Linked DNA regions of Homo sapiens: region 2 is linked to region 1. A link is an interaction called in ENCODE POLR2A ChIA-PET data of the cell type or tissue named here. Cell type or tissue: OCI-LY7. All regions are shown on one strand. Links, peaks and the distances in the headings refer to the core of each region. The heading gives the core; the rest is flanking DNA. Region 1 holds the start of LOC124901432 (a long non-coding RNA gene). Region 2 overlaps LOC102723831 (a long non-coding RNA gene).

Region 1 (16,556 bases), core at 3,558-11,557:
TGCAAGCTCTGCCTCCCGGGTTCACACCATTCTCCTGCCTCAGCCTCCCGAGTAGCTGGGACTACAGGCACCTGCCACCACGCCCAGCTAATTTTTTGTTTTCTCTTTTTTTTTTTAGTAGAGACGGGGTTTCACCATGTTGGCCAGGATGGTCTCGATCTCCTGACCTCGTGATCTGCCCGCCTCGGCCTCCCAAAGTGTTGGGATTATAGGCGTGAGCCACCGCACCTAGCCTGCTCCTATCCTTATTGATTGCCACCCTTCTCAAGACCCTCTGTAAAATTTCTGCATTCCTTCTAAACACAGAGCCCAAACAGCAAAAAGGATCTAATCAACAACAAACTCCCTGTTCTTATTTGCCAGACTTTTAATATTGTTTTAAGACACAGTTAACTTGCATTCAGTTTACAGCTCACTGTTGCTTATGTTCACTTCAGAGAAGTCTGTCTTTCTCAGCAATATAAAAACTGAAAACATTCTTCCTTAATTTGTATCTGGGTAGTTTTACTCTTAACTCAGTTGAGCTGCTTTAGGTCAAATGGTATCCCAAAATTTCCTAAAGTATGTTTCTCAGAGCAGGAGTATTAGATTATGTTCCTGGCTTAGGGATCAAATTAGGTGGAAGGGAGGTGGTAATGCAGACATCTCTTGGAGATTTACAATGATGGTAGCATGTAGAAGGCTGCGAGAAGTCTGCATTTTTCTAATTAAGTATTGCCCTGCTTACTAGCCTACTCCTGACACTGCAACCTCTAGCATCTCTTTCTGACTTCCCGGGAGCAAGGGCTTTCCTGGTGCTGGACCAACATGTCTCCCTAAATCCTCCACGTGGCAAAATGATATTCCTCACTATGTTGCTGATGACAAGTTTCAGGGTTTTTTCTTTCCCCAAATGAAATAAATGTCTTTGATTGCTTTTTATTATTATTACAACTATTTTTCATATTACTATATATTATATAATTTATTATTATATTATATATTAATAACAAGCAATACAGAGCAGCAAAAGAATGTAAAACATCTACGCTCTCAACAAAAACCACCGTCAACATTTCTTTCTAGATTTTTCTTTTTTTTTTTTTTGAGACAGAGTCTGGCTCTATCGCCCAGGCTGGAGTGCAGTGGCGCTATCTCAGCTCACTGCCAGCTCCACCTCCCAGGTTCATGCCATTCTCCTGCCTCCGTCTCCCAAGTAGCTGGGACTACAGGCACCCGCCACCACGCCTGGCTATTTTTTGTATTTTTAGTAGACACGGGGTTTCACCGTGTTAGCCAGGATGGTCTCAATCTCCTGACCTCGTGATCCGCCCGCCTCAGCCTCCCAAAGTGCTGGGATTACAGGCGTGAGCCACCGCGCCCAGCCGTTCTTTCTAGATTTTTCTAGGTATAATGTGTAATACATGTGCTTACGTATTTTTTTATGAGTTCATACCGTAATGTATTTTTTTAACTTATCAGTGATTTGAAGCTCACCATAATGTATTTTTATACAAGTAAATTAGTAACATCTTTCCACATCGAGAGTTCCATTTCTGTAATGTTATTTTAACAGCTACATAGGATTGTTTTGTATGACTGCAGCATAATTAATTAATTGATCCCCTATGGTGAGACATGTGGATTGTTTTCAGCTTTCCTTTATTCCAAGCAGAACTGTGATGAACATTTTTAGAGTTACAGCCTTGCACGTTTTCTCAGTTATTTCCTCAGGGTAGATTCCCGGAAGTAGAATTACAATGTTCCTTTTGACATGGTGCTGAGATCACGGGTAAGCACCAAGTGTGTGCAGGTAGGTCCCAGTGGTGGGTTAGGAACAGGCAGGATCCCCTGTTCCCTTCTCACAGGGACGGCACATTCACGTGCCCCACAATGCTTCTGCTAGTCTCCTTGACAAAGTACCACCAACGTGGTGGCTTCAAACAACAGAAATTTCTCTTAGTTCTGGAGGCCAGAAGTTTGAAATCAGACTGGGCATGGTGGCTTATGCCTGTAATCCCAGCACTTTGGGCGGCCAAGGCCAGTGGATAGCCTGAAGTCAGGAGTTTGAGACCAGCCTGGCCAACATGGCAAAACCCCATCTCTACTAAAAATACAAAAAATTAGCTGGGCATGGTGGCCAGCGCCTGTAATTCCAGCTACTCAAGAGGCTGAGGCAGGAGAATCGCTTGAGCCCAGGAGGCGGAGGTTGCAGTGAGCTGAGATTGGGCCACTGCACTCCAGCCTGGGCAACAGAGCGAGACTCCATCCAAAAAAAAAAAAAGTTAGAAATCAAAGGATTGGCAGGGCCACACTCCCTCTGAAGGCTCCACGGGAGAATCCTACCTCATCTCTTCCAGCTTCTGGTGGTCCCAGGCATTCCTTGGCTTGTGGCTGCATCACTCCAATCTCTGCCTCTGTCTTCACAAGACTTCCTCCTCTTCTCTCTCGATCTGTGTTTTCTTCTCTTCTCTCTCTTATAAGGACTCTTGTCATTGGATTTACAGCCCACCACATAAGTCAGGATGATCTCAGCTCAAGATCTTTAACTTAATTACATCTGCAAAGATCCTTTTTCCAAAGAACATCACCTTATGGGCTCCAGGGATTAAGGCAAGGCATGTCTTTGCAGGGGCCACCATGAAACCCATTGAGATGTGCTTCCAGGCTAGAAAGAGTGGCCTTCAAACTGGTACACACATGCATACATATGTGAGCAGGGGACATTCTTACCAAGTACAATCTTATGTGACACCCCAATATATAAAGGGGGTAAGTGGAGCTGTTTGGCTGAGGTGGAATGCAGGGAGAGCAGCATCACTCCATCAAGGACACACTGGATTGTAGGGGACGCAAGGACTCCAAGCCCTCGATGTCTTTCAAAGGAGGTCAGAGGGAGGGCCACATTGTACTTGCTGTCCTTGGGAGAACGCCCCAAACCCTCCCTCTCTGGCTCTGCGCCTTGGCCCACACAGGCCCCGTCTCTTTGCCACCACAGAGAGAATCAGGCACCCAGAGAAGTTCTGCACATGATAAGAAGGACTTGGGTGAGAATCACACGGAGGTCCTGACTTACAGTTTTTTTGAAAAGCAAATCATTCGCATATCTCAGCAAAAGTCCTCAAAGGACATTCCTGAGTTTCAGTGGGAGGAAAAATGAGTTGCTTTCTGAGCCCTCTCAGCACCTTTCTGGACTGGTGAATGTTACAATATGCTGTGTTGCTACAACTTTATCTACAAACTGGGCCCGAGCGTCCGACACAGACTGTTCCTGCACTCACAAATGACGGTGTATTCCAGAAGTTCATTTGTAGGTGAGTTGTTTGCATCTCAGAAAGCCTTTTCCCTCTGTCGGGGGCTAGAGATCTCAATGTCTATTGATTGTTACAGACAGCAAGACAGAGCTCTTGTAGCTGGCTGGCCTCCACCGTGGGCCTCGCAGAGCCCCCAGACTCAGAGCCCTGGGCAACACTGGGCTTGAAAGCAGGGCTAGAAGGGAAGGGCAAAATGGGGCACAGGGTCTCCCAGGCACTCAGCAGTCATGGGCATTGCTGAGGGGGTGCCAAGGACAAGAGGGTTGAGGGGCAAGACGGTCACCATGGGGGTGGCTGCAGAAGGCCGGAGCAATCTGTATGTCAGATAACTTGGTGGGGCAGGCCTGCCTGTATTGTTGCCATCTGGCTAATAAGGATTTGAAGGCTGTGAAAGGGAAGGGGTTTTGCTGTAATCGTTTCCTAGGGCTGCTAGGAAAACCAAGTGCCACCAACTGAGTGGCTTAAAGCAACAGAAATGTATTCTCTCGCAGTTCTGGAGGCTGCAAGTCTGAGATCAAGGTGTCAGCAGAGCTGTGCTCTCTCTCCCGCCTTCTGGTTGTTGCCAGCAATGCTTGGCGTTCCTGGCCTGCGGCTGCATGACACATTTCTCTGCCTCCGGTGCTCCATGGCCACCTCCCCTCTGCACGCCTGTCTCCACATGGCCTTCTCCCTGTCCATGTGTCTCTTCTCATAAGGACACCAGTCTTACTGGATCCTAATGACCCTATCGTAATATGATCACATCTGCAAAGCACCTATTTCCAAATAAAGTTACATTTACAGGTACTAGAGGTTAGGACTTCAACCTATCTTTTTTTGGAGAAACAATTTAACCCGTAACAGAGGCATATAATCTGTCATCCCACCTAAAATAAAAATACAATCTATAATGGCCATGATGTGTAGCCACAGAGCCTCTGCTAAATACTGCCAGCAACAGGCAGGGAATCCATTCCATTTTTAGGTAGCCCCAGTCATGAGCTACCTCATTCCTTAAAATGGCCCAAAATACGCTTCTCCAGACTTTCACCTGTTGAACTGTTTTCCTTTATTGAACTACATAGAATAAATCCAATCACTCTTGACAAAATCTTTTCAAATATGTGAAGCCCTCCCAGCCAGCCTCCAAATATTTTCTTAAAGCTAAAAATTCTCCAGATCTTTATATGATTGACATGAGGGTTTTTTGTTTTGTTTTTTGTTTTGTTTTGTTTGAGACAGAGTCTCGCTCTGTTGCACAGGCTGGAGTGCAGTGGCACGATCTCAGCTCACTACAACCTCCGCCTCCCAGGCTCAAGCGATTCTTGTGCCTCAGCCACTGGAGTAGCTGGAATTACAGGTGTGAGCCAACAACACCCAGCTAATTTTTGTATTTCTAGTAGAGACAGGGTTTTGCTATGTTGGCCAGGCTGATCTCGAACTCCTAGCCTCAAGTGATCTGCCCGCCTTGGCCTCCCAAAGTGCTGTGATTACAGGTGTGAGCCACTGTGCCCAGCCATGGTTTTAAGATCTCTCAGGATTCTAGTCACTGAACTCTGGACATGGTCAATGGTCTAGGCCCATCCTAAGAAGAGGCTTCCATGACTGAAAGCCTACAATGTAGATATGATCTGATGGATGAAGAAATCAATGGGTGTATTTATTTCTAGGATTTGAGCATTACCCCACTACAGAAACCTAACCTTGTATTGAGATTTCTGTTTTGGTTTGGTTACAGTTTGGGTTTATCCGCTTGCTTGTTTTGCAGAGGGTCGCAGAGTTTAGTGGCAAAGCTGGGCTGTTGACTCAGATTACGTTTGCGTCAGTTAAAATCTCTGAGCTTTTTCATAATTCCTCTTAAATCACATCTTCCACTCATTACTTGTGCTGTTTCTTTTTGAACCTCCTGCATGTTGGTTCCTATTAAATTTCATCTTACTGCTCTTTGTACTTCAATGTAACAGCACATTCCACCTCTTGCAAATGTTGGCATGTCATTCCTGCATTAGCCATCCAACCCAGCTCTGGTAATCTGCTTCCAACAGGAAAAAACAAGGAGGAAAGAGAACCAATATCTAGAACATTTATTAAGACGCCAGCAAGCTAGACAATTGTTAATTGACATCTTTTTAATTGACATCAACACACAAACAGAAAAGTGCACAAAAAAACATACAATTCAATGAATTCTCACAAAGCAGATGCCTGTGTAGCCACCCATGTCAAGAAAGAGAACATTAGGCTGGGAATGTTTTAATAAGCATTTTTCTCTTTAAATCCTCAAGCCTACTTGGTAATTATTATTAAACCTGGTTTACAAGATGATAAAACAGATTCAGAAAGGTTAAGTGGCTTGCCTAGCTGACTGCCACAGCTGGGAGTTGTAAAGCACGGAATGGGCCCCATGTGGTGGCTCATTCCTGTAATCCCAGCACTTTGGGAGGCCAAGGCGGGTGGATCACTTGAGGTCAGGAGTTCGAGACCAGCCAGGCCAACATGGTAAAACCCCATCTTTTTTTTTTTTTTTTTTTTTTTAAGGCAGAGTCTCACTCTGTTGCCCAGGCTGGAGTGCAATGGCTTGATCTCGGCTCACTGCAAGCTCCGCCTCCTGGGTTCATGCCATTCTCCTGCCTCAGCCTCCTGAGTAGCTGGGACTACAGACGCCTACCACCACGCCTGGCTAGTTTTTTGTATTTTTAGTAGAGATGGGGTTTCACCGTGTTAGCCAGGATGGTCTCGATCTCCTGACCTTGTGATCCGCCCACCTGGGCCTCCCAAAGTGCTGGGATTACAGGTGTGAGCCACTGCGCTAGGACTGAAACCCCATCTCTACTAAAAATACAAAAATTAGCTGGGCATGGTGGCACACACCTGGTAGTCCCAGGTACTTGGGAGGCTGAGGCAGGGGAATCGCTTGAACCTGGGAGGCGGAGACTGCAGTGAGCTGAGATTGCACCACTGCACTCCAGCCTGGGCGATGGAGTAAGACCCTGTCTCAAAAAAAAATCTAATATACCCCATAAAAATATAGACCTATTATGTATCCACAAAAACAAAAAGAAAAAGAAAGAAGGAACCCAACATTTGCCTATAAGAACAGAAACTACGCTTACTACAAGTCAACAAAGAAAAAAAACCAGTGTAGTCCTATTACCCCCATGCTTAGCACTGTCTGAAATGTCCTCTCCCTCCCTCCCATCCTTACTTTTTTTCTGATCAACACCTCTTCATCCCCACTTCAGCATTCCTTCCGCTGTGAAGCTTTGGGAGACTTTCTCAGGTTGAGCTAATCAGCTCCTCTTTTGTGACCTTCTGGTACTTCCTATTCTTCTAGTTAGAGCAGCGGTCTCATGAATAGACTCCTATTTCCTGGGTTATCTCCCTCACGAAAGAGTTGTCTTGAGGGGAGGAGTATGGTTTGTTCATCTTTGTGCTTCCACTGGTTAACAAAGTACCTGGAAAAAAATAGGCATTCAATGTGTGTGCTGTGGTATTGTTGAATGCGGTAGAGGATGGCTGAGAGAATGCAGAGCCTGAGTGCAGAAGCGGGGCTGCAGGTGCTGGGGGCTGAACCAGGGCAGCAGTAGTGGGGATGGAGATGCTTAGGACAGCTGGTCCTAAATCCTGGTCATTATTAAATCGCCTTAGGAGGCTGGGGAGGACTTTAAAATGCAGATGCTCAGGCTACTTCCAGATGTACTGACTCAGTCTCTAGGGAGGGGACTCCACATCTGAATTCATTAGAAGTCCTTTAGCAGGGCCGGGTGCGGTGGCTCACACCTGTAATCCCAGCATTTTGGGAGGCTGAGCGTGTGGATCACCTGAGGTCAGGAGTTCAAGACCAGTCTGGCCAACATGGTGAAACCCCATCTCTACAAAAAATACAAAAATTAGCCAGGCATGGTGGCATGTGCCTGTAATCCCAGCTGCTCGGGAGGCTGAGGCAGGAGAATTGCTTGAACCCAGGAGGCGGAGGTTGCAGTGAGCCAACGTCACAGCTCTGCACTCCAGCTATCTCAAGAAAAAAAAAAAAGTCTTTCAGGGGATTCGGATCCTCAGACAAGTTTGGAAACCACTGACATAGGTAGTGTCCTGAGTCAAACTTGGAGGACACATGGAAGGCAGGGAAAGGGGGGAAAAGAAAGAGGAGTCTGGGTCCTAGGTTTGCCCAGCATGGATGATGATGATGGCATTGACGGAGCGAGTGCTGGAGGAGCCTTGGGGTGAAGTTGTTCTGCACGAGCTGAGTGTGCGGTGTCCGCACATATCCCGATGAAGATGGCCTTTTGGCAACTGGGAGCCAAGCCGGGGACTCAGGAGAGCAATCTGTCATTTAGGACCTTGAGAATTTGCCGTTTTGCTAGGAAAAAGGTCATCTTCCCATACTCACTCTGTCCTCTAGTTTAGCAGAAAGAGGTAAAAATTACTTTTACTTTCTAACTGATTAAGCCTGACAATCAGTAGTGATAATCCAGAAATAAGTACATTTAATTCATTTATGACAGTCCTAGAGTTTGCATAGTTACCTGTTTCTCATAAACAAATGCTTTAAAAGAAATTAAAAGAAGGATATTTTTGAGAAAATATGCACTTTAAAAATGGTCATGTTTAAACTCCAGTGGATGTTAGTAATTGACTTGAAAGTCTGTTTTTACAAATAAATCCTGGACCCATAAATGGATATTTGACCCCCTATAGCATAAAAGGGCAAAAACATGTCTGTAGAAACATCTGACCTAATCAATTTTCAAATTAATCTAAAATTACTATTTGAATTCAAATGTAGTAAATGTCATGGGTCCTTTCCCTGGGGCACAGACATAAACCTGATCTCCTAAATGACATAAAATAGAGAACGGAGCAATTTCTTTGGTGAATATGAATAAGCATTGGAGCCCATCTGGATAATTTACATAAAAATTGGATTTTCGCCCTTGAATTATCTTTTTATAGTGGACATCTCTCATATTGTCTCCTCAGCCTCCTGTTCCCCTTGTCTTCCCCTGTGAGACTCCTGCAGAAACTGCCCTTTTTTTAATTTGTTTATTTTTGAGACAGAGCCTCGCTCAGTCGCCCAGGCTGGAGTGCAGTGACGCCATCTCGGCTCACTGCAACCTCCACCTCCTGGGTTCAAGTGATTCTCCTGCCTCAGCCTCCCGAGTAGCTGGGATTACAGGTATGCACCACCATGCCTGGCTACTTTTTGTATTTTTGGTAGAGACAGGGTTTCACCATGTTGTCCAGGCTGGTCTCAAATTCCTGACCTCAAGTGATCCGCCCGCCTCATCCTCCCAAAGTACTGGGATTACAGGCGTGAGCCACTGTGCCTGGTCAGAAACTGGCCTGTTTTTATGGTGCTCCCTTCCTCTGGTGGAAGTTCACTGGTCCAAGATCAAGCTCGCCTATCCCCATGGGCCACCAGCTCTCTCCCCAAGGGCATCTGCCTTTGGGATCCAGCCTTGAAGGCAATCCTTTTCTAGAACTAAGAACTCCCAGGATAAAACTTGGGAACTGACTACGTTACCTACCATTAAAAGAAATCCTTTCAAAAGAGAATGAAGCCCAAATAAGAGAATAAGAAACATCCTGACCCACTGGCGCCCCTAGTTCTAGTAGCTTCGGAAGCCAGGCTGGAATGAGGACCTCTCACAGTCGGATGGTTCATTCTTCTTTAGGTTCTGTGATCCAAGAACTCCTTTCAGCCTACTCTAGAGCAAGATGGGTTTCCAGTCTCCTGAAACTAGGACTGCCAAGAATAATAATGTACCATTTCATACAGATTGACTCTCCAACTCAACCTCTGAGATCCTAACTTTCCTCAAAACCAAACGAAAAGGAATGAGCGGAAGAAGATGCTCTCTCTTACCGGTTGAATTGTGTCCCCTCCCTGCAAGAGATATATTAAAAGTTCTGGCCCTGGTGCAGTGGCTCACGCCTATAATCCCGGCACTTTGGGAGCCCGAGGTGGGCAGATCACTTGAGCTCAGGAGTTCAAGACCAGCCTGGCCAACATAGCGAAACCCTGTCTCTAAGAAAAACACAAAAATTAGCTGGGCGTGGTGGCGCACGCTTGTAATCCCAGCGACTCGGGAGTCTGAGGCAGGAGAATCGCTTGAACCCTGGAGGCGGAGGTTGCAGCAAGCTGTGATCACACCACTGCACTCCAGCCTGGGTGGCAGAGCAAGACTCTGCCTCAAAAAAAAAAAAAAAAAAAAAAAAAAAAAAAAAGAAGAAGAAGAAGAGAAGAGACACAGAGACAGAGACAGGGAAACAAGAGAGAAGATGACCATGTGGTGACAGGTGCAGAGAGTGGAGTGATACAGCTGCAAGCCGAAAAACATCAAGGATTGCTGGAAAACACCAGAAACTAGAAGAGGCAAGGAAAGGTTTTTCCCTACAGGTTTCAGAGAGAACATGGGTAAAACCTTGACTTCAGTCTTCTGGCCTCCAGAGCTCTGAGACAATGTGTTTGTGTTATTTTAAGCCACCCAGTTTGGCATACATTATTTGGTAGCCCTGGCAAACTAGTAGTTTCTAAGATACTTTCTATCCCTACATTGTCCTGCTTTGGTGCTTTTATATGGTTGAGAAGGGGCCAAAGGTACCAAGTTCTTTTCCTTGTGAAGTTCAGATGGATGCCCTGATAAATGGGGCAAGAGGGATGAGGGAGGGGATTACAGACTGTGGGATTATAGACTTTTAGCCTAAGGCTTTGTATCCAACAGTTGTCAAATTGAGGTTACACACTGAGACTTGGTTAGGGGGGCACTTCAGACATACAGCAGACCCTCAAAAAAGGTTGCTTTTCTTTATATCTTATATTAATACAAAGAAGAGCTGAAAAAATACCTTCAAAAGCTGTTTGCTGTGAGCTCAACTGCTGACTCCACCCCCCAGCCCAGTTCCATGCTGCTCCTGTCCACTCCTTCTTTTTTTTTTTTTTTTTTTTTTGGATTTTTGCCAAAGTTCCAGGCCAAAGTTTGTAAAAGTCCCCTCTTCAAGGAACATTTATTTAGAATGTCTTGCTACACGGGAAAACACAAATCTCTCTTGGTTTGTACCATGCGGTCTTAACCAGAGCAAAATCTAGTTGGTAAACAAACCAAAAAAAAAACCCACTTTGGCCTCCACAGCTGCCACCCCTTACCTCCATCTCTCACACATTTTCTAGTATGTAAAGAACTTGTGACTGTGAGGACGAGTAGATTTTCACACAGATAGAAACTGAGAGTACAGCCATTCATCACTCTGTGGACAAATCTTCAAATCCATGCCTTTTCACTCACTGGAATATAAGAAGTTAACTGTATTTTCACAGGATAAATCTGGATGTTTCAGTAAATCTTAAGTTGTTCATGCTAACCACGAGTGTGTCTGTCAGTAATACATGAAATCTCCAAAAGATTTAGGAGCGACATTGATGAAGGTGTTTATTTTTATTTATTTTTTTTATTTATATATTTTATTTATTATTATTTTGAGTTAAATTAAATTAAATTTTCATAGAGTCTTGCTGTGTTGCCCAGGCTGGTCCTGTTGTTTCTTTTTCCCTTCCTTCCTTCCTTTTTCTTTCTCTCTCTCTCTTTCTTTCTTTCTTTCTTTCTTCTCTCTCTCTTTCTTTCTTTCTCTCTTTCTCTCTTTCTTTCTTTGTGTTTCTCTCTTTCTTTCTCTTTCTTTCTTTCTTCTTAAGACAGAGTCTCACTCTGTTGCCCAGGCTGGAGTGCAGGCTGGAGGGCTCACTGCAGCCTCTACCTCTGCAGGATCAGGCAATCCTCCTGCCTCAGCCTCCCAAATAGCTGGGGATATGTAGATTTGGAGTGGGTATCCACTTCAGGTAGGAGGAAGAACAATATTAGCAAAGGCAGAGGCAAGAAAGCACCCTGCATTTTGGAGACAATAGAATCAAGCTTTTCTGAGTGGAAGGGATTTTAACACATTGGTTAGTCCAGTGATTTTTCACATCATGTTAAATTGCATAACTCTAAAAGATGATTTAGAGACAATATATAAAGCAGACAAAAGTGGAGCTGATCTGAGTAGATCAGGGTGGATCTAGTGGGACCCAGCCATGATGGTATGAGAGACCCATGTGTAACCTTCATAAGAGAAATGTAAACTGAAATCAAGATAAGGTTTGGTTAACAAATATAGATAGGAGGAGAATTGAATAAATAGAGACATTCATGTCCCTGGGTGGAGAAGTGTCCATTGTTATCTAATTAATGTATACCTTTACTGCTATTCCAACTCAAATCCCCATGGAAGTTTTGTAGAACTTAATATTTTTTTCAGAAAGAAGACTCTAGAATTAGGAGAATTACTCTAACATTTAACAGTATATTGTAAAACTGTAATAATTTGCATTCTGTATACTTTATCATATAATACTATAATACTTTCTAATACTATGCTATTAGATTTCATAATAAAGAACAGTGTGATAATGGTATACAAGGCTTATCCAAAGATAAGCCTTATTATACAATAAAATTAAATACATGAGAAAAAGCCATTATAAAAGTCAAAGGGAAAGAAAGAAAAATGCAGTTTTCTTTGGGAATAATATATAGGTCATCTGGAATAAAAATCCTATTGTTATTCACTACAAACCTATACCAAAATAAGTTCCAGATGATTTAAGGTTTTAATATATTTTAAAATATAAAAAAGAATAAAATAAATTAAATAGGTGGTAAACATCTAGATAGAAAAATGACATTCTATACTAAGAAACACTTGAAATCAAAAGATGAACAGATTTTAATAGATACAATGTTAAATTGCCCTAAGTAAAAAATAAAAATAAAATCAATAACCAAAAATAAGGCACCAATAGGCTGAAAAGTGCAAAAATAAATATTATACAAACTTAATAGCCTTTTTATATGATTTCATAAAGTAAGAAACATCACCAAGACCTTCCCCACAAAATGAGTAGACAACCCGCCAAATAAAATTTGTGAACACATATATGGAAAGATAATTAAACGTATTTGCAGGCAAAGAAATATAGACTTTGGCCGGATGCAGTGGCTCACGTCTGTAATCCCAACACTCTGGGAGGATGAGCTGGGTGGATTGCTTCAGCCCAGGAGTTTGAGAATAGCCTGGCAACACGGTGAAACCCTGTCTCTACCAAAAATACAAAAAAACTATCCAGGTGTGGTGGCGCACACCTGTAGTCCCAGCTACTTGGGAGGCTGAGGCAGGAGGATCACTTGAGCCTGGGGGGCTGAGGCTGCAGTGAGCCAAGATGGCACCTGCACTCCAGCCTGGGCAATAGAATGAGACCTTGTCTCAAAAAAATAAAATAAAAATAAAAATAAAGTAAAAGGAAATATATAGGCTTTGATTCTTTTTGTCATTCTGGCCAATTAACCTTTTCTAAAGAAATTATTATGAAATTCCAACTAGCCTAAAAATAATTTTTTTTTTTTTTTTAATTTTCTTGAGACAATCTCACTCTTGCCCAGGCTGGAGTGCAGTGGTGCGATCTTGGCTCAATGCAACCTCCACCTCCTGGGTTCATGATGCAATTCTCCTGCCTCAGCCTCCTGAGTAGCTGGGATTACAGGCATGCGCCACCACGCCAGGCTAATTTTTGTATTTTTAGTAGAGACGGGGTTTCACCATGTTGTCCAGGCTGGTCTCGAACTCCTGACCTCAGGCGATCCAGCTGCCTCCCCATCCCAAAGTGCCAGGATTACAGGTGTGAGCCACTGTGCCCCGCCTAAAATAGTATTTTTAAGTGTCTATCCTTAAAATAAAATAATTCAAAAACATGAGAAAACTCGATGTACAAATCCATTCAGGGCACTATTATTTACAACAGCAAAAAGCTAATATGCAAACAAATGAATAAATTAAGCCACAATGGAAGATTGGTTAAGTAAAATGGAATATAATAACTTGATAGCAGATTATGCATCCATTTAAAGTTTTTAATGCAAAAACTGTGCAAAATGATTTTATGTTGAGTAGAGGCAACAGCAAACCTGTGTTACTCCTACTGTATCCCCAGTGCTTAGCACAGCGCCTGGTCCCCAATAGGGAACCAATATGACTTGTTAAGTGAATGAAAACTGCACACACAAGGTATGACTCCAGACCATGTAAAACCTACTTACAGAGAAAAGAATGAGAAGAAATATAAATAATGGTAGAAGTGTAGAAGAAGTTATACTCCTACTTTACATTTCTTTTCATTTTTTGGAGAAAAAAAAAAGAGGCAATGCCCAAAATATTATATGGGGCCATACTTACAATTGTTTATCAAACTTTAACTAGGTGTCCTGTATTGTTATTTGCTAAGTCTAGAAAACCTACTAGACAACAGATTTCAAATCCTTATGGTTAATGTTTGCTTGTTTTATATAGATATATATTTTTGAGACAGGATCTGGCTATATGACCCAGGCTAGATGGCAGTGGCACAAACACAGCTCACTGCAGCCTCACCTCCTGGGCTCAAGTAATCCTTCTGCCTCAGCCTCCCAAGTAGCTGGGACTGCAGATGTGTGCCACCACGCCTGGCTAATTTTGAAATTTTTTGTAGAGGTAGGGGGTAGCACTTTGTTGCCCAGGCCGGTCTTGAACTCCTGGGCTCAAGTGATCTTCTCGCCTTAGCCTCCCAAAATGCTGGGATTACAGGCGTCAGCCACTGCGCCCAGCCCCTTACAGTTAATTTTTGAAGTCTATTGAACAAATCAGTTCCCTTGATGCATGATTATTTTTTTCTTCCTCATATATAATCATGTGTATTTTTTCTGTATAGAAAAAGTATAAACAAAGAGAAAAAACTGCACTAAATCCCACTACCAAAGATAACTACCATTTGTATTTGAAGACATTCCCTACGTATATGCATATAAGATTTATATATGTAGTTTTACATGCATATGAAATCATACCATAAATGCTTTCTTGTAATCGTGTTTTTTGCTGTTTATGTTTTCCATGACTGCCAATTTCACTGCCTGTTCAGAGGTCTGACTTCCATAAAAATCCCATTTACTTACCATTCCCGGGGGCCAGCAGTACATGGGCCACATATGCAGATGATTAACTGGTAGTTTGTTTGTTGTTTTTATGGCAAATCACATAGCACAGGCTTACAGAGGGTCCTCCCTTGAGAGCACAAGCCCAGAACCTGTTATCTAAGCCCTCCACAGTCTTGAAAAAGAGACACAATTTTGTGAGGGATATGTTCATGTGAATTGGTACTTACTAGGCTTTATTTCATCTCATACCAATTTTGTTCCAGAAACTTCCTAGAAAGCTATGAAAACATGAGACAATGACCATGGATATGGTATCTGGGAGAAGTACTGATTACGTAATGCAGTCTTTATTTTTTATTTTTTATTTTTTTTTGAGGCAGAGTGTCACTCTTGTCACCCAGGCTGGAGTGCAGTGGTGCAATCTTGGCTCACTGCAAGCTCCACCTCTCAGGTTCAAGCAATTCTCCTGCCTCAGTCTCCTGAGTAGCTGGGATTACAGGCGTGCGCCACCACGCCCAGGTAATTTTTGTATTTTTTGTAGAGACGGGGTTTCACCGCGTTGGTTAGGCTGGTCTCAAATTCCTGAGCTCAAGTGATCCACCCACCTCAGCCTCCCAAAGTGCTGGGAATTATAGGCATGAGCCACCACACCTGGCCCATGCAATGCAATCTTAGCAGCTGAGTTCAACATTTATTGAGCAGCTACTATCAGCCAGACACAGGGTTAAGCACACAAAGCATAGGAAGACCAAGAAAATGTACCCCAGCCAGGGGAAGCTTCAATTTACCAAACATAATATGAAGTAGACATTCATCTATGATTCTACCACTCAGAAATACTATTATTAACATCGATCCAGATATAAGAATTATAATACCCAGCACTTACAGAGTTTTTCTTCTTTCTTTCTTTTTTTTTTAATAGAGACAGCCTCTCACTAGGTTGTCCAGGTTGGTCTCAAAGTCCTGGGCTCAAATAATCCTCCCACCTCGGCCTCTCAAAGTGCTGGGATTACAAGAGTGAGCCACCACACCCAGCCTGCAGCTCTTATTTTATAGAGACTTTAAGAGTTTAAATAGTCACTTATGAAATCCTCAAAATATTATTGCAATGTACAATTTGTATTTCTATTGCACAGATGAAGAAACTGAGGCAAAGAAAGATTATTTAACCTGCCTTAAATTGCATAGTTGCAATGTGGTAGGGCCTCGATTCAAAACCAATGTCTCTCCATAGATGAGACAGAGAGAGAGAGAGAGAGAGAGAAGAGGAGAGAGATGACATTGCTTTGGAAACCAGACTTTGAAACAAATAGCATACAACACTATGTGTCAATCACTATCCTGAGTATTTTAAATATTATGATTTATTTTATCCATAAAGTTAGCAGGTACTGCTTATTTCATCCAGACAACTTAGTGACCACAAGTGACTTTAAGAACTTTAACAAGAGCTAGACTGCCACGACAACCGGGGTTGCCCTGCATTTCATCAGAGCTTCTCTACATTAGGGGGTTCTGCCTCACCTGAAAATCAAGATCCCTTAAATGAAACTTTTCAAGTCTGCTTTCCCAGCCTTGAATGTCATGGTCACACCTGAAGTCGTTTATCTCTGGACCCATCTCCTGGAAGGTTTAGGCATGATTGATAAATGCCTATGCACAGGTGAGCAACAGCCCCAGATTGTTAGCTGTATAATTGCATCCATACACCTGAAAAACGTGAGCAATTTCGCTCCGAGCTCTGAGGTGGTTTCGTATGAGCAGATTTTCAAGTGATGCCTGGGAAACTTTGAGAACACAATTGTCAGCCCCGGGAGAACTGAGCACCACCCAAAGGGAGGTAGTCCCGGGAAGGGGCGCTGTGCAGACCTCCAGGACCCAGCGGTATCAGCTGCCTTGAGCGGGTGAAGCTCCATGGTGAGTGTGCCAGAGCACAGCTTTAATTTCCTCTCATCCGTCCCTTTCTCTTGGGCAAAATGAACCATAAAGTTTATATTCACTTTAGTGTATACATTTTAAATATACCCTATAAACCACAGGAGTAATGAATTCAAGATGCCCACATCATAGTAATTCTGCATGCAAGCTGTGTTTTATGATTTGTATCCAGCCTTTTTAGGATTTTTCAATAGGACCAGACTCCAGACTGCAGGGAAATGAAAAGAAGGATAATGATGTGAAGTTTCACGTCACCGCTAAGTTTCCAGCACTGTTGTCCTGTAGTCACCAAGCGGGTGCATTTTTTGTGTGCGGTGAAGTGAGTGGATTGTCCCAGGCTGAG
Region 2 (16,556 bases), core at 3,618-11,617, 62 kb after region 1:
GCCACTTTTCTGACTGGTCACTCTTGTCCTCATTACAGATCTTTCAAGGCCATTTATTTGATATAATGAAAAGAATGAAGTTTGGAATCTGATGGTTCAGCCACTAGGAGTTGCACAACCTTCAACAAGTGACAATAGGCCTGTTTCACAATGACCTCCCAGAACTGTTAGAGCTCTAAAGCACAACCAACCTTTACTTAGCAAAGCCTGCTCTTGGAGTTGGTGTTATGGTTTGAGTTCTGCCCTCCCCAAATTTATATTCCTAAAATTTCTAACCCCCAATGTGGAATGTGATGGCATTTGGAGATGGGCGTTTGTGAGGTGTTAATAATTAGGTTTAGATGCAGACGTGAAGGTGGGGCGCTCATGATGGGATTAGTGCCCTTATAAGAAGAGACACAAGACAGCTTGGTCTCTCTCTCCCTCTCTTCCTCTCCACGTGAGGAAACAAAGGGACGGGGCCATCTGCAAGCCAAAAGAGAACCTTCACCAGGAACCATATAGGCCAGCACCTTGGTCTTAGACTTCCCAGCCCCTAGAATTATGAGAAATAAATGACTGTAGTTTAAGCCACCCAGCCTGTGGTATTTTTTCATGGCAGCGCCAGCTGACTAAGAAAATGGATTTTCAGGAATAAAGATGAGCTTGATTTTCCTCATGACCAATGGCTGGCATTTGTGAGTAAGAGAACTTACACTCTATGTCTGTGGTGAAAATAGAGGTAGGTAGCACTGGGTGTGGTGGCTTACACCTCTAATTCCAGCTATTCTGGAGGCTGAATTCGGAGGATCGCTTGAGCCCAGGAGTTTGAGTCCAGCCTGGGCAACATAGCGAGACCTTGTTTCAAAAGAAGAAAAATAGAAGTAGATAAGTTTCACTGTCCCAGGATCTACCATCAAACCTCTAGACAATGTAGGGTCTTACCCTGATTTCATTCACATCAGAATCATCGGGGGAGTTGTTTTTTGTTTTTTGGCTTTTTTTTTTTTTTTTTGGAGTTTCACTCTTGTGGCCCAGGCTGGAGGGCAGTGGTGCGATCTCAGCTCATTGCAACCTCTGCCTCCCAGGTTCAAGTGATTCTCCTGCCTCAGCCGCCCAAGTAGCTGGGATTACAGGTGCCTGCCACCACGCCTGGCTAATTTTTTGTATTTTTTTTAGTAGAGGTGGGGTTTTGCCATGTTGGGCAGGCTGGTCTTGAACTCCTGACCTCAGATGATCTGCTCGCCTTGGTCTCTCAAAGTGTTGGGATTACAGGCGTGAGCCACCATGCCCTGATTTTTGGCTTTCATCATAGTACCTCACATCCAGAGCGTCTATGATTTCGGCCTGTGGTCTCTCCATGAAGGGGTCAGGAGTGAGAAGGGGGCCCTGAAATTGATTGACTGCATGCACTCTGCCAGGCACTGTCTGTGTCAGGCATTCTTCACACACATCATTCTGTCTGTTCATTCTCACAGTAATCCCATCAAGAAGATGTTAACAGCCCCATTTTAGAAAGGAAGAACCAGGTTTCAGCAGTCCTGCCCAAGCTTCCACAGTCATAAGGTAGAGCTAGGATTAGAACAGTAACAAAATAAATTAGCATACTCTTGAAGGAAAAGAAAAAAAATGGCAACAGCTAATGTTTCTCTCCTGGGCTTAATGCCTTGCATCTTTTATCTCATGGAATCCTTTCAACAATCTTTTGTACATTGGCTTTTTTTTTTTTTTTTGAGATGGAGCCTCGCTCTGTCACCCAGGCTGGAGTGCAGTGGTGTGATCTCGGCTCCCTGCAACCTCCACCTCCCAGGTTCAAGCAATCCTCCTGCCTCAGCCTTTCAAGTAGCTGGAACCACAGACGCCTGCCACCATGCCTGGCTAATTTTTTTGTATTTTTAGTAGAGACGGGGTTTTGTCATATTGGCCAGGCTGGTCTCGAACTCCTGAACTCCTGACCCATCTGCCTCAGACTTCCAAAGTGCTGGGATTACAGGCATGAGCCACCGCGCCCGGCCTAGATTGTCTTTTATATCCCCACTTCACACATGATAAAACAGAAATGAAAGTGTAGAGACATTAAGCAATCCATCCAAGGTCACACAGCAGTAGAGTCGGATCTGTCTGGCAGTAAAGGCTGTGATCTTGGCCACAGTATGACACACTCTCATCCTTCCCTTCACAAAGTCCACACCCATTGTATATGTGCCACCCCTGTGACTCAGGTGCTCCTGTCACTTGCAATTTCTCTCTTTACGTTTCAATTAATCTTTTTTTGTTTGTTTTTTGTTTTGAGACAAAGTCTTGCTCTGTCACCCAGACTGGAGTGCAGTGGCGTGATCCCGGCTCACTGCAACCTCCGCCTCTGGGTTCAAGTCATTCTCCTGCCTCAGCCTTCCCAGTAGCTGGGACTATAGACGCATGTCACCATGCCCCGCTAATTTTTGTATTTTTTGTAGAGACAGGGTTTTGCCATGTTGTCTAGGCTGGTCTCAAACTCCTGACCTCAAGTGATCCACCCACCTGGGCCTCCCAAAGTGCTGGGATTACAGGCATGGGCCACCATGCCCAGCCCTTTCAACTAATTTTATGAGACATACCCAACCTGACAAGGAAGATCCAGGCAAGCCTCACTGATGCGCATTGCTCATCTCTAACACAACCCAGCCAAAGTCACTGATGGAGAGAGAATCTCTTCCATAAATTAGAGCACAAAGTTGTTGAATCATAGTTAATTTATCCAAGAATAAACATTTCTGTTGGTTTCTGAACATTTGATTTAGAAATTACACAGACTTAAAGGAAGCATTTATAGTCACTGCAATGACACAGTGAATGTCAGATGCAGGTCCTAGTTATTAAGCACATTTGAAAGAAAGAAAGCTTTATCCAGTTTGAATTCAAGAGGCTTTACAAAAAAATGCATAGCTAAGATAATCAGTAAAAAGAGGAGTTAGGATTTTTGAATACAAGGCAAGCCAGTTTCAACCTCATTTTATCCTCTGCCTGTCCTCCCATTCATCTTGATAATGCTTTGCCAAGTCACTGCAAGCTTTTGCTTGAATTAACTAGCCATATTTTATTATGTCCAGAACACACACTAACAGAGACTGCAGAACAAAGGGTAAAAATCAAGGATAAAGGGAGGAAGGACAGCTCTGTATTACAGGTAGAAGAGTCTCTTCACTTCTACTGCAGATTGAGTCGGGAGAAACTGTGACTAAGAATAGCTACACGGCCGGGATTGGTCATACGAGCCCACAGGCACTAGCAGCTGAGGTGGCTGCTGTCTGTTTAAATTGCTTTCCGGTGGCAAACACTTAATTGTAATCGAGACAGAGTTCAGGTTTATTTTCTGCTCGTTCCCTGCATCCTGCTCTTGTTCTCGATAAGCTTTTCCCCTGCCCTGGCGCCCACTGCACCCTCCATTTCCCAAGGAGCCCAGCTAGCCCCGACAATGTGATTAAGTGTTCTCTGTAGACGTGAGTCCTTGCTTCTGCTGGGTGCCTCTCTGTGTCAGCAGCAAATCAGCCTGCAGACCAGGGGTAGTGTTTCTGGAGGATCAGGTGAGAATGCCTGGACTCTGCACAGTTGGAAGCTGTTCATGAGATAATGGTACCTCTTGTTTTCATGTGCAGCTTTATATCAACAGTCCCTCGGTTTCTCCCATTGGAAATCAGCTACAGATATGAGCCGTGTAAGAATATAAGTACTGTAGGCTGGGTGAGGTGGCTCACACCTGTAATCCTAGCACTTTGGGAGGCCAAGGCAGGCAGATCACTTGAGGTCAGGAGTTCGAGACCAGCTTGGCCAACATGATGAAAACCCATCTCTACTAAAAATACAAAAATTAGCTGGGCATGGTGGTGTACACCTGTAGTCCCAGCTACCTGGGAGGCTGAGGTAGGAGAATCACGTGAGCCGGGGAGGCAGAGGTTGCAGTGATCCAAGATCACGCCACTGCACTGCAGCCTGGGAGACAGAGGGAGACTCTGTCTCAAAAAAAAAAAAAAAAAAAAAAAAAAAGAATGTAAGTATTGGATGTCCTGGCCAGAGCAATAAGGCAAGAGAAATAAATAAAAGGCGTCCAAATTAGAAAAGAGAAAGTCAAATTGTCCCTCTTTACTGCTAATATGATCTTATATCTAGAAAAACGCAGACTCCACCAAAAAACTCTTAAATCTAATAAATAAATTAAGTAACATTGTAGGATACAAAATTGATGTACAAAATCGGTAGCATTTCTATACACCAATAATGAACTAGCTGAGAAAAAAATCAAGAAAGCAATCCTATTTATAGTAGCTATAAAAAAAGAATAAAACACTCAGGAATATACATTCAACAAAGGAGGTGAAAGAGCTCTACAAAGAGAACTACAAAACACTGATGACAGAAACTGAAGTGGACACATACAAATGGACTGACATCCCATGCTCATAAGCTGGAAGAAATAATATCATTAAAATTATCATATTGGCCAGGCGTGGTGGCTCACGCACGCCTGTAATCCCAGCACTTTGGGAGGCCGAGGCAGGTGGATCACTTGAGGTCAGGAGTTTAAGACCAGCCTAGACAAACACAGTGAAACCCCATCTCTACTAAAAATACAAAAATTAGCTAAGCATAGTGGCAGGCGCCTGTAATCCCAGCTACTTGGGAGGCTGAGGCATGAGAATCACTTGAACCCAAGAGCTGGAGGCTGCAGTGAGCTGAGATAGCACCACTGTACCCCAGCCTGGGAAAAAGTGAGACCGTCAAAAAAAAAAAAAAAAAAAAAGACCACATTGCCCATAGCAATCTACAGATTCAATGCAATCCCTATCAAAATACCAATATCATTTTTCACAGAATTAGAAAAAAAAATCATAAAATTCTTATGGAACCAAAAAAGAGCCTGAATAGCCAATGCAATTCTGAGAAAAAAGAACAAAGCTGGAGGTATCACACTACCTGACTTCAAAATATGTTACAAAGCTATAGTAAACAAAACAGCATGGTATTAGTATAAAAGACACATACATTGATGGAACAGAATACAGAATACAGAAATAAATACATGTATTTATAGCCAACTGATTTTCAATAAAAGTGCCAAGAAGATACACTGAGGGAAGGACACTCTCTTCAATAAACGGTGCTGAGGAATGAAAGTGGACCCTATCTCTCACCATATACAAAAATCAACTCAAGATGGATTGGAGACTTAAATATAAGACCCAGAACTAATAGAAGAAAACACAGGGAAAATACTTCAGGACATTAGTCTAGGCAGATTTTATGGCTAAGATCTCAAAACAACAAAAAACTAAAACAAAAATAGACAAATAGAACTATATTAAATGAAAAAGCTTCTGCACAGCAAAGGGAACAATAGAGTGAAGAGACAACCTGTCGAATGGGAGAAATTATTTGCAAACATTCACCCTGCAAGGGATTAATATCCTGAATACACAAGGAACTCAAATGAGTCAACAATAAAATGTTTAAAATGAGCGCGGTGGCTCATGCCTGTAATCCCAGCACTTTGGGAGGCCAAGGCAGGCAGATCATGAGGTCATGAGTTCGAGACCAGCCTGGCCAATGTGGCGAAACCCTGTCTCTACTAAAAATACAAAAATTAGCCAGGTGTGGTGGCGGGCGCCTGTAATCCCAGCTACTTGGGAGGCTGAGGCAGGAGAATCACTAGAACCCAGGAGGCGGAGGTTGTAGTGAGCTGAGATTGTGCGATTGCACTCCAGCCTGGGCAACAAGAGCAAGACTCCATCTAAAAAAAAAAAAAAAAAGTCCCATTAAAAAGTGGGCAAATGGCCAGGCGTGAGGGCTCATGCCTGTAATCCTAGCACTTTGGGAGGCTGAGGTGAGTGGATTGCTTGAGTCTAGAAGTTCAAGACCAGCCTGGGCAACATGGTGAAACCCTGTGTCTACTAAAAATACAAAAAATTAGCTGGGCATGGTGGCACATGCCTGTAGTCCCAGCTACTCAGAGGGCTGAGGTGGGAGGATCACCTGAGCTCAGGAGATCAAGACTGTAGTGAGCCCTGATAGTACCACTGCACTCCAGCCTGGACAACAGAGTAAGACCTTGTTTAAAAAAAAAAAAAGTGGGCGAATGACAACATATTTCTCAAAAGAGGACATACAAATGGCCAATAGGTACATGAAGAAACTTCTAGACTCAAGCAATCCACTCACCTCAGCCTCCCAAAGTGCTAGGATTACAGGCATAAGCCCTCATGCCTGGCCATTTGCCCACTTTTTAACGGGACCTTTTTTTTTTTTTTTTTTTTTTGAGATGGAGTCTTGCTCTTGTTGCCCAGGCTGGAGTGCAATGGCACAATCTCAGCTCACTGCAACCTCCAACTCCTGGGTTCAAGCGATTCTCTGCCTCAGCCTCCCGAGTAGCTAGGATTACAGGCGCTCATTATCACTAATCATCAGAGAAATGTAAATCAAAGCCACAATGAGATAATCACATTACCCCAGTTAGAATGGCTATTAATGAGACCGCTTTTGCAAAGATTCTGACAGTGAGAGAATCTAGCATGGCTGACTCGACCTTCCTTCTAGCCTCGCAAGCTGGCTGTCTTTGCTGATTCCTGGTCACAGGCCAAGCTAACCATAGGAGGAATTTAGTTTACATTTAACTTGGAAGCAAAGATGATAATAGTCCCTCCTTAAAACTGACACCCTCTTTGCTCAGGGGCCAAAACTCACCTTTGTGAAAGGTGATTAGGATTGACCGGGCGCGGTGGCTCACGCCTGTAATCCCAGCACTTTGGGAGGCAGAGGTGGGCGGATCATGAGGTCAGGAGATCAAGACCATCCTGGCTAACACAGTGAAACCCCGCCTCTACTAAAAATACAAAAAAAAAATTAGCCGGATGAGGTGGCGGGCACCTGTAGTCCCAGCTACTCGGGAGGCTGAGGCAGGAGAATGGCGTGAACCCGGGAGGCGGAGCTTGCAGTGAGCCGAGATTGTGCCACTGCACTCCAGCCTGGGCGACAGAGCGAGACTCCGTTTCAAAAAAAAAAAAAGGTGATTAGGATTAAAGGAGGGGCCTGAATTCCGCTAAAATGTAGACATAGTTTCTACAATTGCTTACTGTGAGAAGCCATGTGGCCAGAGGTCACAAAATTTATGAACTTCCCCAATTGCTTCTATAGGTAACATAATTATCGTAGAACCTAAGATTGGTCTTTTAAGATGTTTTTCGGACTTTGGTGTTCTGGCAACCGACTGACCCAACCTGGACCTGTGACTCATGACTCAACCAGTCCTGTGGCCCCACCCAGAAGCAGACTCAGTACAGGACAATTTTCCACACCCCTCGGACTTCATCCTTAACCAATCAGCAGCACCCATTCCCTAGGTCTTTGCCCACCAAATTATTCATTAAAACTCTAGCCTCTGAGTTCTCAGGGAGATCAATGTGAGTGGTAACTAGTTCTTTCACGTGACTGGCCTTGTGTTAATTAAACTCTTACTTTACTGTAACACCACAGTCTCAGCAATTGGTTTTGTCTGTGCAGCAGACAGGAAGAATCTGTCAGGTAATCACATTATTAAAAAGACCAAAAATAACAGATGCTGGTGAGGATGCTGAGAAAAAGAAACTGTACACAGTTGGTGGGAATGTAAAGTTGTACAACCATTATGGAAAACAGTATACAGATTTCTCCAAAAACAAAAACAAAACCACTATTCAATCCAGCAATCCCATTACTGAATATTTTACCCAAAGGAAAATAAATCGGTATATCAAAGGGATACCTGTACTTGCATGTTTATTGCAGCACTATTCACAATAGCCAAGAGATGGAATCAACCTAAGTATCCATCAGTGGATGAACAAATAAAGGAAATGTGGTACATATACACAATGAAATACTATTGGTTTATGAAGAAGAATAAAATCATATCATTTGTGGCTGGGGTCAGTGGCTCACTCCTATAATCCCAGCACTTTGGGAGGCTGAGGAGGGCAGATCTTTTGAGGTCAGGAGTTCGAGACTAGCCTGCGCAACACGGCGAAACCCTGTCTCTACTAAAAATACAAAAAAATTAGCCAGGCATGGTGGTGCGCGCCTGTAATCCCAGCTACTCGCCCAGCTACTCAGGAGGCTGAGGCAGGGGAACTGCTTGAACCTGGGAGGTGGAGGTTGCAGTGAGTGGCGATCGTGCCACTACACTCCAGCCTGGGCAACAGAGCGAGGCTTTGTCTCAAAAAAAAAAAAAAAAAAAAAAAAAATATATATATATATATATATATATATATATACATACATAAATCATATCATTTGCAGTAACATGGATGGAACTGGATGTCATTATGCTAAGTAATATAAGCCAGGCATAGAAAGACACAAATTGCATGTTCTCACTCATATGTTGGAGCTAAAAAACTTGATCTCGTGGAAGAAGAGAGTAGAACGATAGATACCAGACGCTGGGAAGGGTATGCAGGTGGAAAAGGGTAGATGAAGAGAGGCTGGTTAATGGGTACAAACATACAGTTAGATAAAAGAAGTAAGTTATAATGGTCAATAGCAGATGATGGTAACTATAGTTAGCAACAATTTATTGTATATTTCAAAGTACCTAGAAGAGAGGACTTAAAGTATTACCAACACATAGAAATAATAAATACTCTACAGTATCTACTTCCCAAAAAAAGAAAAAATAAATAATCATCATGGGGTGATGGATACCACAAATACCCTGACTTGATCATTACACATTCTATGTGTGTAACAAATACTCACATGTACCCCATAAGTATGTAAAATACTATAAAAGAAAAAAAGAATATAATTATTGACTTCAAGATCCCATTTTGGGGCCGAGCAATGTGGCTCATGCCTGTAATCCCAGCACTTTGGAGGCCGAGGCAGGAGGATCATTTGAGCCCAGGAGTTTGAGGCCAGACTGGGCAACATAGTGAAATCTCATCTCTACAAATAATTTAAAAATTAGCCAGGTGTGGTGGCACACACCTGTGGTCCCAGCTACTCAGGAGGCTGAGGTGAGAGGATCACTTGAGCCCAGGAGGCCAAGGTTGCAGTGAGCTGGGATGGTGCCAGTGCACTCCAGCCTGGGCAACAGAGAGAGACCCTGTTTCAAAAAAAAAAAAGAAAATCCTATTTGGGTCTTTCTTGCTGTTATTAACTTAAAAACTTAAAAAGTGTGAGTATAGCTTACTCACACTTCCCATTTTACCTAAGCTCCTAAGGAGAGCCTCAGGTTGGAGCATATGCAGGTGAAGAATCTAGGACAAAACACTTTTCTGTAACTTACCCAAGGAAATGCCATATTAATATTAGCTTTGAGTTTCAGTGTAACCTGTCCCTGGCAAACATTTCTTATGGTTTCTGCTGTTACATTGGGTACCCTTCCTTCTTGTCTTTTGAGGTTAGATATGTTCCTCCTGACGAAATTGTTAGTAATTTCTTTTAACGCTCTTTTAACGTTCTTTCTTTTTTTTTTGAGACAGGATCTTGCTCTGTCGCCCAGGCTGGAGTGCAGTGGCACGATCTCAGCTCACTGCAACCTCTGCCTCCCGTGTTCAAGTGATTCTCCTGCCTCAGCCTCCCGAGTAGCTGGGATTACAGGTGTGCACCACCACATCTGGCTAATCTTTTTATTTTTAGCAGAGATGGAGTTTCACCATGTTTTCCCTCCTGGTCTTGAACTCCTGGCCTCAGGTGATCCACCTGCTTCGGCCTCTCACAGTGCTGGAATTACAGGCATGAGCCACTGCCTGGCCTTTTACATTATTTCTTGATGATCAATTGAGTGGACTTGAAAGTCAAATTACCTAATTTGACTTTAAGATACCAGATTGCTAAACCAGTTCTTCCAAAAGCAGAGAGCTCAGGCTGCCCCAGGTGGCCAGCCCTGGGAGAGTGGGGAGCAGCCACAGCTCCCCCTGTAGCCCACCCCCAGCAGGTCTTCCAGGGTGGCTTGTGGCTGGCCTCACCACCAGGAAAGGGATAAGTCTGCAGACCTGTATCCTGGTCAAGACTCAACTGGCTACAAAAGAGCTTCCCAACCAGCTCCCAGAACCCAAGGACGGGAGGCTCAGATGCCTCCCAGAAGGAAAGGAACCCAGGAACTGGACCGGTTTATGAACAAAGGCAGCTGCCCCCTGGGTTTCTCTCTTCCCTCTTCTGAGAAGTCATCTGTTTCTCTCTACTGTGTCTACTTCACTCTTCTTTCTATGCAGACTGGATTCTTTCATTGCTGCTGAAAGTGTGCTGAAAAAAAAAGGAAAATTCCAGGCACAGATGATATCCTTCTAGGCAAGGACTTGGCATCCCTGAATTCAGCTGTGTTCCCTGAAACCAAAGAGTGTAGGGAGAGGAAGAGCTTTGTAGGCAGAACAAATGGCATGCGCAGAGGTATGGAGGTGAGAGAGGTGTGGACAGATTCAAGGGCTTCCACACTGGAGTGAAGAAGGGAGAGGAAGGTAGGTGCAGATCCTGGAGGGCAGGAGTTGGGATTTTACTCTGAATGTAATGGGAGGGAGCGGAGGGGTCTACTGAAGAATTCGGAGTGAGAAATTGACATGACCTGATTTGCATTGTAGGGGGATGACAGGAGAAATTCAGCAGCCTCTCAGGATTAGAGGCAGCCAAGAGGTCCCCAGGGTTTTAAGCAGATACAAACGTCAGGAGCAAGCAGGCACAGAAACAGTCATACATGCTGTTGTGTGAGCAAGACCGGTGAAATCCTAGCTCTCTAGCCTGTTGGAGCAGAGATAGCTCACACAAAAGACCCAACCCATGACAAATATGACAACGCTCTGAGGACAGGTTGTCAGCAAGCCTTCTCTAACAAAAATCCTTCATTAAATGTGACTGAGTGGGGATGGGAATGGAGGGGACACGCTACCGGATTTCTAGAATTTCTATACTAAGGAATCACTCTGAAGGTGTTGGGCTACTGCGTTCATCTGTGCACACATTTGTACAAGAGGGTAAGTGCTTATGTAGCTTTCTAGCAGGCACTGTCTTTATCACTTCGTTTGCCAATTGAAAATGATCTTTGCACTCCAGCCTGGGTGACAGAACGAGACCCCATCTCTTAAAAAATGGGGTCAGCGGTGGCAGTTCATGCCTGTAATCCTAGCAATTTGAGAGGCTGAGGCAGGGGAGGATCACTTGAAGCCAGGAGTTGAAGGCTAGCCTGGCAACAAAGTGAGGCCCTATTTCTTCAGTCAATCAAATAAAAAGAAAATGATCTTTGGCAGCTGAACCCAACCTCTCTACCCCACTGCAAGGCCCCATTGCAGTGGTCCCTATACAAAAAATATTTACATATATATATATATGTAAAAGAAAATGTTCTTTAACACCCTTCTGCTGATCAGTGAATCCTCTAGTACAGATTTTTTTTTTGAGATAGAGTCTTGTTCTGTCCCCCAGGCTGGACTGTAGTGGCACGATCTTAACTCACTGCAACCTCCACCTCCTGGGTTCAAGCAATTCTCCTGTCTCAGCCTCCCAAGTAGCTGGGACTACAGGCGCACGCCACCACGCCCAGCTAATTTTTGTATTTTTAGTAGAGACAAGGTTTCACCATATTGGTCAGACTGGTCTCGAACTCCTGACCTCAGGTGATCCACCCGCCTCAGCCTCCCAAAGTGCTGGAATTACAGGTGCAAGCCACTGTGCCCAGCCCCTCTAGTACAGATTAAATGAGGTATCTGAAGTACCTTCTGTGGGTGGAGTTTTGATTAGGGCCTGGGCTTGTTGTTGTTGTTGTTGTTTTTGAGACAGTCTCTCTCTGTCACCCAGGCTGGAGTGCAATGGCGCGATCTCAGCTCACTGCAGCCTCTGCCTCACGGGTTCAAGTGATTCTCGAGCCTCATCTCCTGAGTAGCTGGGACTACAGGTGCACTCCACCACACCCGGCTAATTTTTGCATTTTTAGTAGAAACAAGGTTTTGCCATGTTGCCCAGGCTGATTTTAAACTCCTGAACTCAAGTGACCCGTCCACCTCAACCTCCCAAAGTGCTGGGATTACAGGTGTGAGCCGCCGCACCTAGCCTTCACTCTTTTTTTTATTGTGGTAAATATGCTAATAAAATTTATCATTTTAATCCTTTTAAGTGTGCAATTCAGCCGTATTAAGTACATGAATATTATTGTGTAATCATCATCACTACCATCCATCTTCAGAACTTTTTCATCTTTCCAAACTAAATCTCTGTACCTATAAAACACAAATGCCCCATTATCCCCTCCTCCCAAACCCTGGGAAACACCAGTCTACTTCCTGTCTCTATGAATTTGACTATTCTAAATACCTCATATAAGTAGAATCATACAATATTTGTCCTCTTGTGTCTGGCTTATTTCACTTAGCATGCTTTCAAGCTTCATCTAGGTTGTAACCTGTATCAGAATTGTATTCTTTGTAAAGGTTGAAAAATATCAGGATCAGGGTCTTGGAAATGTTAACTAACAGCTCCTAGAATGTAGATTAAAGTTAACCTGCACAAACATACATATGTCACACTGGACATCTGTGCTGTAATGTAAATTAGGACAATATAATAAGGGGGAGATTGTAAGGGCCTAATGATAACAGTCTGCCGCGGTGACAATGGTGGGAGAGAAACAAGTACCAAAAGCTCTCAGGAGACAGAATGAATCAGGTTTCATTACTGGATGAGGGAGATGTGGAGTTTGGCATGACTTGAAGTTTTCTGGCTTGATGAACTAGCATGATATGAAATACAAGAGAAAAAATAGGTTTATAGGAAAAGGAGGTGAATGCACTTTGATGTTCTTGTTGATGTGCGCTGAGGCAACTGGATAGTGTGTTCTGGATCACAGAAAAGAGACTGGGCTAAGGTACACTTTCGGGCATTCTCAGCAAGTAAGTGGCTACTGGAAGATTCCAGATTTTGCCACTTTGGCAAATAAAGGTTATTTCGAACTGAAGGCATTTGAGAATAGATTTTTTTCCAAACTCCTTTACCTGCCTAAAAGCAAAGCTTCCCAAAAGAGGTCATAAATTCCCTGTCCTGGAGCAGAGAAGGGATGTCAGCACCACACCCAGACAGACGTTGTTGCAAAATGATCACATCTTACATCTAGTCTTCTAAGGGCAGTTTATCTTTCCTAAGAGTCATAGATTTTTCTACAAGTATCCCTAAACCTCCTCCCTCCTTCTATTAAGGGAATACACAAGCCCGCAATTCTAATAGCCTCCTTGAGTCACATTTTTCTGGGCATTCCCATACATATGTGAATAAAAATCTGTCTTTTCTCTTGCAGATCTGTCTTTTGTCTGTTTAACTCACAGACCTCAATAAAGGTAAGATAAATAAATAAAGGGCAAAATAAATTTTTTTCCTCCCAAACACTGCTAAAGTTGTAAAAGGGGCTGAGTTCACTTAAGAAGGAGATAGATGGGCAGGCGCGGTGGCTCACGCCTGTAATCCCAACAATTTGGGAGGCCGAGGTGGGCAGATCATTTGAGGTCAGGAGTTCGAGACCAGCCTGGACAACATGGTGAAACCCTGTCTCTACAAAAATACAAAAAATTAACTGGGTGTGGTGGTACACACCTGTAATCCCAGTTACTCGGGAGGCTGTAGCAGGAGAATCGCTTGAGCCCAGGAGTCAGAGACTGCAGTGAGCCGAGATTGCACCACTGCACTCCAACCTGGGTGACAGAGCAAGACTCTGTCTCTAAATAAATAAATAAATAAATAAATAAATAAATAAATAAATGGAGATAGAGAATGAGAGAAAGGAGAAGGCCTAGGATGGGGCCTTGAGGAAGAGCCATATTAACAAAAAATCAAAAATAAGTCTGCAAAACAGTCCAAAGGGCAGTGGCCTAGAGATAGACAAAACTGGGAAGAAGAGATTTCCCAAGGGAAGTGGTCAACAGCGTCAAATGCTGCGGGGTATGAACAAAGATAGAGGCAGAGACGTGTTCTCCGTATGTGGCAGCCGGGACAGACAGCAGCCTTCTGGAGTGGCAGGCACAGACACCATATGGCAGAGCATTGGGGAATGAGGCAGAGGTGAAAACCTAGTGCTATATAGACTGTTCTTTCAAGAATCTGGATTGTAAAAGAAAAGCAATCTCTTTGGTCACTGAGCAAAGTCTTGCGGTTAATTTTTTTTTTTAATGTATGTGTGTGGTAACAAAATGTATAACACAAAATTTATCATCTTAAACCATTTCTAAGCGTATAGGTCAGTTGTGTCAAGTACATTCACATGGTTGTGCAACCAACTTCCAGAACTTCTTTTTTTTTAATTAAAAATAAATAAATAAGGCTGGGTGTGGTGGCTCACGCTGTAATCCCAGCACTTTGGGAGGCTGAGGCGGGCAGATCACAAAGTCAGGAGATCAAAACCATCCTGGCTAACGCAGTGAAACCCCGTCTCTACTGAAAATACACACACACACACACAAAATTGGCCAGGCGTGATGGCAGGCGCCTGTGGTCCCAGCTACTCTGGAGGCTGCGGCAGCAGAATTGCTTGAACCCCGGAGGCGGAGGTTGCAGTGAGCTGAGATTGGGCCACTGCACTCCAGCCTGGGCAACAGAGTAAGATTCCATCTTAAAAAAAAAAAAAGATGTTAGACAAAAAGCAAATTCGAGTTCAAAATAGGTCATAAAGCAGCACAGGCAACTTGCACCATCAACAATGCATTTGGCCCAGGAACTGCAAATGAACATACAGTGTAGTGATGGTTCAAGAAGTTTTGTAAAGGAGACGAGAATCTTGAAGATGAGGAGGGTAGCGGACAGCCATCAGAAGCTGACGACGACCAACTGAGAGCAATCATCAAAGGTGATCTTCTTACAACTACCCGAGAAGTTGCCAAGGAACTCACTGTCGACCATTCTATGGTCGTTTGGCATTTGAAGCAAATGGGAAAGGTGAAAAAAGCTCCATAAGTGGGTGCCTCATGAGCTGAGCAAAAATTTTAAAAAATCGTCATTTTGAAGTGTCATCTTCTCTTATTCTACACAACAACAACGAACCATTTCTCAATCGGATTGTGACATGAGACGAAAAGTGGATTTTATACAACAACCAGTGATTGGACTGAGAAGAAACTCCAAAGCAGTTCCCAAAGCCAAATTTTCACCAAAAAAAGGTCATGGTCACTGTTTGGTGGTCTGCTGCTGGTCTGATCCGCCACAGCTTTCTGAATCCTGACGAAACCATTACATCTGAGAAGTATGCTTAGCAAATCAGTGAGATGCACCAAAAACTGCAATACCTGCAGCTGGCATTGGTCAACAGAAAGGGCTCAGTTCTTCTTCACAATAACATAGGATTGCATGTCGCACAACCAATGCTTCAAAAGTTGAAAGAATTGGGCTACGAAGTTTTGCCTCATCCGTCATATTCACCTGACCTCTCACCAATTGACTACCAGGCGTCTTGACAACTTTTTGCAAGGAAAATGCTTCCACAACCAGCGGGGTTCAGAAAATGCTTTCCAAGAGTTCGTTGAATCCCAAAGTACAGATTTTTATGCTACAGGAATAAACAAACTTATTTCTTGTTGGCAAAAATGTGTTGATTGTAGTGGTTCCTATTTTGATTAATAAAGATGTGTCTGGGCCTAGTTATAATGATTTAAAATTCATGGGCCAAACCCACAATTACTTTTGCGCAATCCCACCAACAGTGCACTAGAGTTCAAATTTCTCCACATCCTCACCAACATTTTTTATTTTCTGTTGTTTTGAAAGTAGCCAGGCTGGGCGTGGTGGCTCACACCTGTAATCCCAGCACTTTGGGAGGCCAAGACGGGCGGATCACGAGGTCAGGAGATCGAGACCATCCTGGCTAACACGGTGAAACCCCATCTCTACTAAACAAAATACAAAAAATTAGCCGGGCGTGGTGGCGGGTGCCTGTAGTCCCAGCTACTCGGGAGGCTGAGGCAGGAGAATGGCATGAACCCAGGAGGTGGAGCTTGCAGTGAGCCAAGATCGCGCCACTGCACTCCAGCCTGGGTGACAGACAGAGTGAGGCTCCGTCTCAAAAAAAAAAAAAAAAAAAAAAAAAAGGAGCCATCCTAGTGGTTGTGAGGTGAGTCATTTGAATATCATTTCTATTTATTGAAGAAATGTCTATTCAAGTCCTTTGCCCTTTTACATCGGGTCATTTGACTTTTTTGTTGTTGAGTTGCAGGAGTTCTTTCTGTATTCTGGATAGTAACTCCTTTTCAGGTATATGATTTGTACATATTTTCTGCCACTCCGTCAGTTACCTTTTCAGTCTTTTGATTGTGTTCTTTAATGCAAAGAAATTTGTAGTTTTTTTTTGTTGTTTTTTTGAGACAAAGTCTCGTCCTGTTGCCCAGGATGGAGTGCAGTGGTGCAGTCTTGGCTCACTGCAACCTCTACCTCCTGGGTTCAAGCAATTCTCCTGCTTCAGCCTCCTGTGTAGCTGGGACTACAGGCACGTGCCACCACACCCGGCTAATTTTTGCACTTTTAGTAGACATGGGGTTTCACCATTTTGCCTAGGCTGGTCTCGAACTCCTGACCTCAGGTGATCCACTGGCCTCTGCCTCCCAAAGTGC

The links. Peaks named below come from ENCODE experiments on the same cell type or tissue, not always from the same donor. Only the 100,000 strongest peaks of a DNase experiment are listed, where the experiment ranks them.
Region 2: POLR2A ChIA-PET joins it to region 1 with 12 read pairs; 5 of 35 experiments call an interaction of 5 or more read pairs at or near these places.

Annotation. Positions count from the first base shown.
Region 1 is chr6:151,144,412-151,160,967 of GRCh38, forward strand. It overlaps LOC124901432 (a long non-coding RNA gene), which reads right to left and starts at 6,559. Exons shown (of 4, transcript XR_007059813.1): 1 at 6,478-6,559. In OCI-LY7, for the core only: no CTCF peak of the experiment used is centred there; no DNase peak of the experiment used is centred there.
Region 2 is chr6:151,206,288-151,222,843 of GRCh38, forward strand. The region is part of intron 1 of LOC102723831 (a long non-coding RNA gene); the gene reads right to left. Among named protein-coding and RNA genes, the nearest start is that of AKAP12, 25 kb to the right of the region's middle. RefSeq lists an enhancer at 1,789-2,288. In OCI-LY7, for the core only: no CTCF peak of the experiment used is centred there; no DNase peak of the experiment used is centred there.